Regions from separate parts of the Homo sapiens genome. Here region 2 is linked to region 1. Evidence: read pairs that join two places in POLR2A ChIA-PET (ENCODE). Cell type or tissue: Panc1. All regions are shown on one strand. Links, peaks and the distances in the headings refer to the core of each region. The heading gives the core; the rest is flanking DNA.

Region 1 (4,401 bases), core at 179-4,178:
GCCTCAGAGACAGCAGGGTGGTCTGAGGAGAGAGCACTGGACTGGGAGTTAGGAACGTGGCTTCTAATTCTGGCTTCAGCATTGACTGGCAGATTTTATGCAAATGATTAGACAAGTGTATGTTTTAGTTTCCTCCCCCGTAAAATGGGCAGAGAGAGTGATGAGAAGCTTCCATCATAAGAGCGAGTGTAACATAGGAGCAAAGAGCACAGGCTCTAGAACCAGACTGCCAGGGTTTAAATCTCAGCTCTACCTCTTACTAAATATATGGCCTTGGGTGAATTATTCCTTCTCTGTGTGTCTCAGGTTCTCTGTCTGTAAAATGGAAATGGTGATAATAATAGACCTATTTTAGTGAGTTGACACGAGGATTAAGTGAGTTAGTGACATTTATAAAGTATTTAAACAGTGATTATCACATATTAAGTACTCAAAAATTAAAAGCAACTATTATATACAAAACACTTAGCACCGTTTGGCTTTTATTATTAAAATTAATAAGGCAACCAGTGGCTGGGCATGGTGGCTCACACCTGTAATCCCAGCACTTTGGGAGGCCAAGGCGAGTGGATCACTTGAGGCCAGGAGTTCAAGACCAGCCTGACCACCAACATGGTGAAAACCCATCTCTACTAAAAAATAGAAAAAATTTAGCCGGGTGTGGTGGCAGGCGCCTGTGGTCCCAGCTACTCAAGAGGCTGAGGCAGGAGAATCGCTTGAACCCAGAAGGCAGAAGTTGTAGTGAGCCGAGATCACGCCACTGCACTCCAGCCTGGGCAACAGAGCAAGACTGTCTCAAAGGAAAAACAAAGGCCGGGCATGGTGGCTCATGCCTGTAATCCCAGGACTTTGGGAGGCTGAGGCGGGCAGATCATGAGGTCAGGAGATGGAGACCATCCTGGCTAACATGGTGAAACCCCATCTGTACTAAAAAAAAATACCAAAAATTAGCTGGGCGTGGTGGTGGGCACCTGTAGTCCCAGCTACATGGGAGCCTGAGGCAGGAGAATGGCGTGAACCCAGGAGGCGGATTTTGCAGTGAGCCGAGATCATGCCACTGCACTCCAGCCTGGGCGACAGAGCAAAACTCCGTCTCAAAAAAAAAAAAAAAAAAGTACCCAGCTCCGTGGCTTGTTCCTGTAGTGCCAGCTACTCAGGAGGCTGAGCCCAGGAGTTTAAGGCTGAGCCTAGGATTTTGAGGCTGCAGCACGCTATGATCATGCCCATGAATAGCCACTGCACTCCACCCTGAGCAACATAGCGAGGCCCCATCTCTGAAATAAATAAATACATTTTGTAAAACTGATCAACATAATAATAAAGAGTACCATGCTTGGATTCGGGAGACCTGAGTTCTCAGCCCAACTTGTTTGTTCACGTTCTGTATCAGTTAGAATTCAATTCAACTGTAAATGATAGAGAAGTGAAATAACAATTGTTGAAAAAAATAGAATTTTATTTCTCTTTCACATAAAGTCTGGCGATTAACATTCCAGAGCTGGTATGACAATTCTATAATTAATGGAGACCCAGAATTCTATCTTATTGCTCTCCGATTCTCCAGGAAGAATTTCCACCTCATAGTCCAGGATGGCTGCTTAAACTCTAGCTATCTAATCTGCAGCCCAGCCTGCAGGAAGGAAGGAGGATCTGTCCACGTCAAACTCTGACCTTTAAGTGTACTTCCCAGGAATTACTCACACCACTTCTATTTACATCCCAGTGGCCAGAATTTAGTCATGCAACCACACCTCACTAGAAAATACAGCCTTTATTCCAGACAACCAGACAATAAGGTCCGCAGCTGAAAGGTAGGGAGAAGGGAATGGCATTTCCAGGAAAGAAGGGGAGGATAGATATTGCAAGACACCCAGCAGGCTCAGCCATGCTTGGCTATGTGATTTTGAGCAAGCCACAGATTTAACCAAAATAAGAGAATCAGGCCAGGTGACCTCCTTCCAAAGTCCTTTTGGGTTCTAAAGTTCTATAATTCAGTGGCTGATTGATTTTATAATTCCTTTAAACCTAGGTGAATCTGACGTCATTCAAATGAAATGAGACCTCTGTGCCAAATACATGCCATAATCAATTGTTGGAATGTAAATCTTCTGGTGAAGAGAAAGGATTTAGGAACTTTGCCTTCTTGACTGTTGTCAAAATAGGCTAAGCAGATCTAGCAGATAAAAGTCCAACGGTAGGGATGATACCACCTGCATTGACACTTTGATGCTCCTCAGTTTCCAAGCTTGCTCTTGCTCTTTTGTACCTGTTTGGTTTCTCTGCTTGGAATTTAGGGAGCTGTGTTTATTGAGGGGAAGACAGCAACCCCAGGGAGCTCTATTGGCCCCCAATTATACAATACGAAATAGCAGAACAAATGGTCTGTGTGCCAGGATTCAGTGGTCTGTTGTTCCTAATACGTTAAATTGTGATTATATTATTTTTTATTGAAATGTAGTTCACCAACCATACAATTTACCACTTTAAATGTGTACATTTCAATGGTTTTAGCTGATGGACTTTTGGATTGTTTTCTTTTTTTTGAGTCTCACTCTGTCACCAGGCTGGAGTGCAGTGACGCAATCTCAGCTCACTTCTCAGCTCACTGCAACCTCCACCTACCGGGTTCAAGGTATTCTCTTGCCTCAGCCACATGAGTAGCTGGAACTACAGGCGTGTGCCACCATGCCCAGCTAATTTTTGTATTTTTAGTAGAGACAGGGTTTCACCATGTTGGCCAGGCTGGTCTCAATCTCTTGACCTTGTGATCCGCCCACCTCAGCCTCCCAAAGTGCTGGGATTACAGGCGTGAGCCACGGCGCCCATCCTGGATTGCTTTCTTCTTTTGGTTATTGTGACTCTGGAGCCAGATGGACCCAGGTTGCTAGTTGGGTGAACTTGGAGAATGTTACTTAAATTTTCTGAGCCTTGGTTTCTTCTTCTTTAATAAGAGGATGATAATACCCACTTTACAAAGATAAAACAAAATGAAGAATTTAAGCTTCTTGCTCTATATTTGGTTTTCAATGAATGGGAATATTATTCTGCTAAATGGTCAAATTGATAAAGAGAGGAACCACATCAGGTTTGTCCATACCTACTTCTCAACATCTAGTACAGAGCCTAGCACGCAGGCAGTGACCGGTAAATATTTTTTGAAAAAATAACTAAACAACCACAAAACCCTTATTTTGAGGCACATTCCTCAAGAATAATAAGCCACAGAACAAGATTTGGGAAGTGCTTTCTTAAATTTGAACTTAGTATATTCAGTTGGTGCATTTGCTCACCTTCTATTTTTTATACATTTTTAAAAATTGTGGTAAAATGTGCATAACAGAAAGTTGACCACTGTAACCATTTTTAAAGTGTACATTTCAATGGCATTAAGTACATTCACATTGTTATACATCCATCACCACCATCCTCCTCCAGCACTTTTTTCATCTTCCCAAACTGAAACTTTATACCCATGAAATGGCACAACAACTCCCCCTCCCATCCTCCCTTCCCTCCACTTTATTCCTGGCAACCACTATTCTAGTTTCTGCCTATGAATTTGACCACTCTCATATAACCTCATATAAGTGGAATTGTACATTATTTGTTTGTGACTGGCTTATTTCACTTAGCATAATGTCTTCAATGTCCATTCAAGCTGAAGTATATGTCACAATTTCCTTCCTTTTTAAGGAATAGTAGTTCATGGTATGTATAGATCACATTGTGTTTCTCCATTCATCTGCCAATGGACACTTGGGTTGTTTCTACCTTTTGGCTCTTGTGAATAATGCTGCTATGAACGTGAGTGTACAAATATCTCTTCAAGACCCTGCTTTCAGTTCTTTGGGATAATACCCATAAGTGGAATTGCTGGATCATGTGGTAATTCTTTTAAGATTTTCTGAGGAACTATTCTACTGTTTTCCATAGCAGTTGCCCCATTTTACATTTCCATCAGCAGTGCACCAGGGTTTCAATTTCCCCACTTCCTCACCAACACTTGTTATTTTGGGGTTTGGGGTTTCTTTTTTCTTTTTTCCTAATAGCTATCCTAATGGATGTGAGGTGGTATCTCACTGTGGTGTGGTTTTAATTTGCATTTCTCTAATGATTAGTGATTTGAGCATCCTTTCAAGTGCTTGTTGTCCACTTGTATATCTTCTTTGGGGAAATGTCTATTCAAGTCTTTTGCCCATTTTGCAATCAGATTGGGTTTTTTGTCGTTGTTAAGTTGTAGGAGTTATTGATATACTTTGGATGTTAATTCCTTATCAGATATATGATTTGTAATATTTTCTCCCATTCAGTGTATTGGTTTTTCACTCTGTTGATAGTGTCCTTTGATGCAGAAAGGCTTTTAATTTTGATGTAGTTCAGCTTATTTTTTCTTTTGTTGCT
Region 2 (4,401 bases), core at 312-4,311, 81 kb before region 1:
AAGCATGGAAGTGTATAATTTGATGAGTTTTGACATATGTGTACATCCATTAAACCATCACCACAATCAATCAACCCCAAAAGTTTCTTTGTGCTCCTCCGTAATCTATCCCTCCTGCTGCACTCCCCACCACCCATCCCTAGGGAACCACTGGTGTGCTTTCTGTCACTATACATTAGTTTGTACTTTCTAGGCTTTTATATAAATGGAATCAGAAAGTATGTACTCTTTTTGTCTGGCTTCTTTCACTCAAGATAATTATGTTGAGATCCATCCATGTTGTTGAATATAGCAATACCTTGTTCCTTTTTATTACTACTATTCTATGTATAGAACTCAATTTGTTTACTCCTTTCTAGCCTCTCCAGACAATAAATGATGTTAAAATTACGAAATGGCCTCTGGGTAAAGATCAAATCCAGGGTACTCTTAGGATAAGAAAAAGCTAAGGGGGTGATTTTAAAATTCTTTGCAAGACCTCCAAAAGACCTAAGGTGGCACCATCATAGAGAACCATTCAGTTAAACAACAGGGCTTCTAAGAAGCTTACAACTGTTGTTCCTCAGTGGTCTCACTAGAAAACCAAAGTAGAAAAGGCGGGCTTATCTCAAAGACATTTGTGGGTATGAATATTATGTCAAGGAGTAAACTCCAGCAGATTCACAGGACAACAAAGGAGTTTTTAAGAGGCTCCTACGGGGAGAAACACAGCTAGCCTGGACTGAAAGGAACAAAGAAAATACAAATGAAAAAACAATAGGCTGTTGACTCACTAAACTTTACAGACCAGAAGCAGGCTGAGAAACCACTCAGTTGCAAACACAGGTTCTCTTTTATTTAAAGAAGGACGATTCAGAATCCAAAAGCCCAGAAGGTAGAACTAAGAGCCATGGTGAGCCACTCTCAGGCTAGAGCAGGACTGAGTCTCCATCAGGAAACTTCCAACATTTGCCCAGCGTATTTGGGGACCGCTATTGAGTGCTATGTGCTCCAACGTGCCTCCTGCTGGCCCCCTTTTAAACAATCAGTGTCTTCGGCAGTTATCTTCTGCCTGTCCCGCCATTACACTCTGGGGAAGAGTGGTGGTGGTAGGGACGGGGAACAGTTAACTTCTCTCTTTAGTTTACAAATTGAGAGGGCCTGTACTTGAGAAGCTATACTTAAGAAGTCATATCTAAGTTTCTCATCCTCACCTAAGCCTGATTTAGTTCCGGAGATTGAGGGGTCTGAGCTGCTGATGTAAGGATGGCACTTTTGGGGACCTTGGGGAGGCTGAGGATACACAGATTTCCATAGCAACTGGGTATAAAACTGTTTGCTCCCTGCTGCCTCTGCTGAGCTGCCACAGCACTTTGTGCCTGTCTCTATTTATCCCAAATAATGTATGGCTACTGGTTGACTATTTATTTCCCTCATCAGATGTAAACTCCTCAAAAAGAAAGTGTTTTATTTATATCCATAGCATTAAGTCCTTCAAAGACTTGTTTGAATTTATGAATAAGTATATGAAGAAAGCCAGTCTGTCATGGACTCAGGCCATCCAAAGCCACACTAATGAATATAACAGCACACTCCCAGTGCACTTATGCGACGGGCCTCAGTTAAACATTTAGGAAAGCTAAGCAATTAAAAATAAGAATGTTCACCTTATCCACCACAGCAGCAGAGGGAATACTGAAACTCAGGACTGATTCTCAGGAACATCCTGAAAACACCACCCTATAAACCTGCATTTTAATAGCCTGACACAGCTCAAAAACATTGGCTGATAAGAGTGCAACTAGTTTTTAAAAAGAAAGAAAAAACCTTCCAAAGATGTTTCATTTTAAATTGTTTTTCTTTCTTTTTTTTTTCTTTTTTTCTTTTTTGGTTTTGAGATGGAATCCTGCTCTGTCACCCAGGCTAGAATGCAGTGGCATAATCTTGGCTCACTGCAACCTCCACCGCCTGGGTTAAAGCCATTCTCCTGCCTCAGCCTCCCCAAGTAACTGGGATTACAGGTGAACACCACCACATCCAGCTAATTTTATTATTTTTAGTAGACACGAGGTTTCACCATGTTGGCCAGGCTGGTCTCGAACTTCTGACCTCATGATCCGCCGGTCTCAGCCTCCCAAAGTGCTGGGATTACAGGCATGAGCCACCACGCCCAGCCTTTAAATTTTATTATAAATAACCAGTGATCAGTTATCAATAAGGCAAGTATAGGTTGACTCCTCAACTGTTGTACAAAAGAATAGAAGCGGGGGAGAAAATATTTCATTTGGAACACTTTTGTAAAAACCCCTTAAATTGAGGAGACTGAAATTATGAGCTCTAGGCCGGGCGTGGTGGCTCACACCTGTAATCCCAGCACTTTGGGAGGGTGAGGTAGGCGGATGACTTGAGTTCAGGAGTTCGAGACCAGCCTGGCCAACCTGGTAAAACCCCATCTCTACTAAAAATACAGAAATTAGCCAGGCATGGTGGCAGGCGCCTGTAATCCCAGCTACATGGGAGGCTGAGGCATGAGAATCACTTGAACCTGGGAGACAGAGGTTGCAGTGAGCCGAGATCACACCACTGTACTCCAGCCTGGGTGACAGAGTGAGACTCTGTCTCAAAAAAACACAAAAATTATGAGCTCTAGCTAGCACTCAGGTTTTAGGAAACAAATCTTTCTGTGAGGGTCTCCAAGAGATTTGTTTTTTGACACAATAAGGGCTCAATGACAGAGTAAAGAAATCATTCAGTAGCACTCCAGGGCAATACTTAGAGACATCTTTCTATCTTGAGATGCCAGCCTCTCAAAAAAGCTACTGTTCCTCTCAATGGGCCGGAAAATGTCTCAGATTAAGAAGCATTTCCTTTAGGTAACTATTACAATACACCTACTTCTAAGATATTTTCATGGGAAAAAAAATATATGTATCATCACCTTTAGAATATTAGGATATATTAGTATATATCAACACCTTTAGAAAGTCAATCACACTGTACACATAATTTGCAGGAAAAGAGAAACCGTGGGTGAAACAAATATTAGGCAGCAATAACTGAGGCAGATGAAAGTATTTACAAATTCATTTTTAACCCACTGCATTAACTCATTTTGAGCAAGATCATTCTTTCTACATTTCTGCTGGCAAAAATCAACCTTGCTGGTCTCTCAACACAAATGGCAACATTCATCCTAGCCCTCAGCTGATTCTCCTGCCCGGGAACTTCAGACTGTTCCTTGATCCCAATCACAACATTTGTAAAGAACGTCTACATGTAATAGGACCCAGATGTTTAATATTTTGTCTCAGATTTAAAAATAAAATTCAAAATGACCCAGAAAGCAAAGTAAAACAAAAAAATAAAAAATGAAGCTGGGCACGGTGGTTCACACCTGTAATCCCAGCACTTTGGGAGGCCGAGGTGGGTGGATCACCTGAGGTCAGGAGTTTGAGACCAGCCTGGCCAACATAGTAAAACCTAGCTCTACTAAAAATACAAAAATTAGCCGGGTATGGTGGCATGCACCTGTAGTCCCAGCTACTCAGGAGGCTGAGGCAGGAGAATCACTTGAACCCAGGACGCAGAGGGTGCAGTGAGCTGAGATCATGCCATTGCACTCCAGCCTGGGTGACAGAGTGATACTCTGTCTCAAAAAAAAAATAAAAATAAAAATAAGTAAAATGAAATAAAAAATGAAGCAACTGATTTAATCAATTTAAGCAAATGGTTACCAGTTCACATGAAGTTTCTCTCTCCTCTTCTGTCTCTTGGTCGAATATATCTTCATCTTATCAGCTACCGAGATAGTACCAGACATTGCCACAACCTACTGCATGCAAAGTGGTAATAAATGCAGTGGAAGGGAAATAGAAGATAATGAACCGATCCTTCATATACTCTAAATCTCTTTTCTACCTTGCTAAGAAAAACAAGATAAGTCCCTGGAGATACTCTAGAAGTAAATGTAACCATAGGTAAAACTCCACTCTAAAAAACACAATTATAATGTCCAGTTCTATGTAAATGGAGCTATTTCAAAAGCCTCACAAACAACTGATACTAACATTGCCTTGCTTATTTGGACATAACAAATTCCACTGAATGAGATATTTTTAAATATCTCTTCATTTAGCTAGCTACCTACTGAATACGATTATTCTTCAAGGGAGAATTCAAGCAAGAAGGTTCCTGCCCTCAAGAAAAACAGAAAAGACAATTATAATACGATATGCAGGGTGCCAAGAGGGAGGGTATCTAACCAAGTCTGTGAAGGATGGCAGAGAGGGGGAAGCAAGGGTAGACAGAAAAAAATGGAGGATTAGAGAAGGCCTCCTAAAAGAGGTGGCACCTTGTCTAAGTTATAAAGGACAATGGAAATAAACCAGGAAAATAGGGAGAAAGAGTATTGTACAGAAAAGA

The links. ChIA-PET counts read pairs that join two places held together with the same protein. Peaks named below come from ENCODE experiments on the same cell type or tissue, not always from the same donor. Only the 100,000 strongest peaks of a DNase experiment are listed, where the experiment ranks them.
Region 2: POLR2A ChIA-PET joins it to region 1 with 6 read pairs; 4 of 35 experiments call an interaction of 5 or more read pairs at or near these places.

The regions. Positions count from the first base shown.
Region 1 is chr9:123,931,928-123,936,328 of GRCh38, forward strand. No RefSeq gene overlaps it. Among named protein-coding and RNA genes, the nearest start is that of DENND1A, 4.0 kb to the left of the region's middle. In Panc1, for the core only: no CTCF peak of the experiment used is centred there; a DNase peak (open chromatin) is centred at 1,734.
Region 2 is chr9:123,851,063-123,855,463 of GRCh38, forward strand. The region is part of intron 2 of DENND1A (DENN domain containing 1A); the gene reads right to left. Among named protein-coding and RNA genes, the nearest start is that of DENND1A, 77 kb to the right of the region's middle. In Panc1, for the core only: no CTCF peak of the experiment used is centred there; no DNase peak of the experiment used is centred there.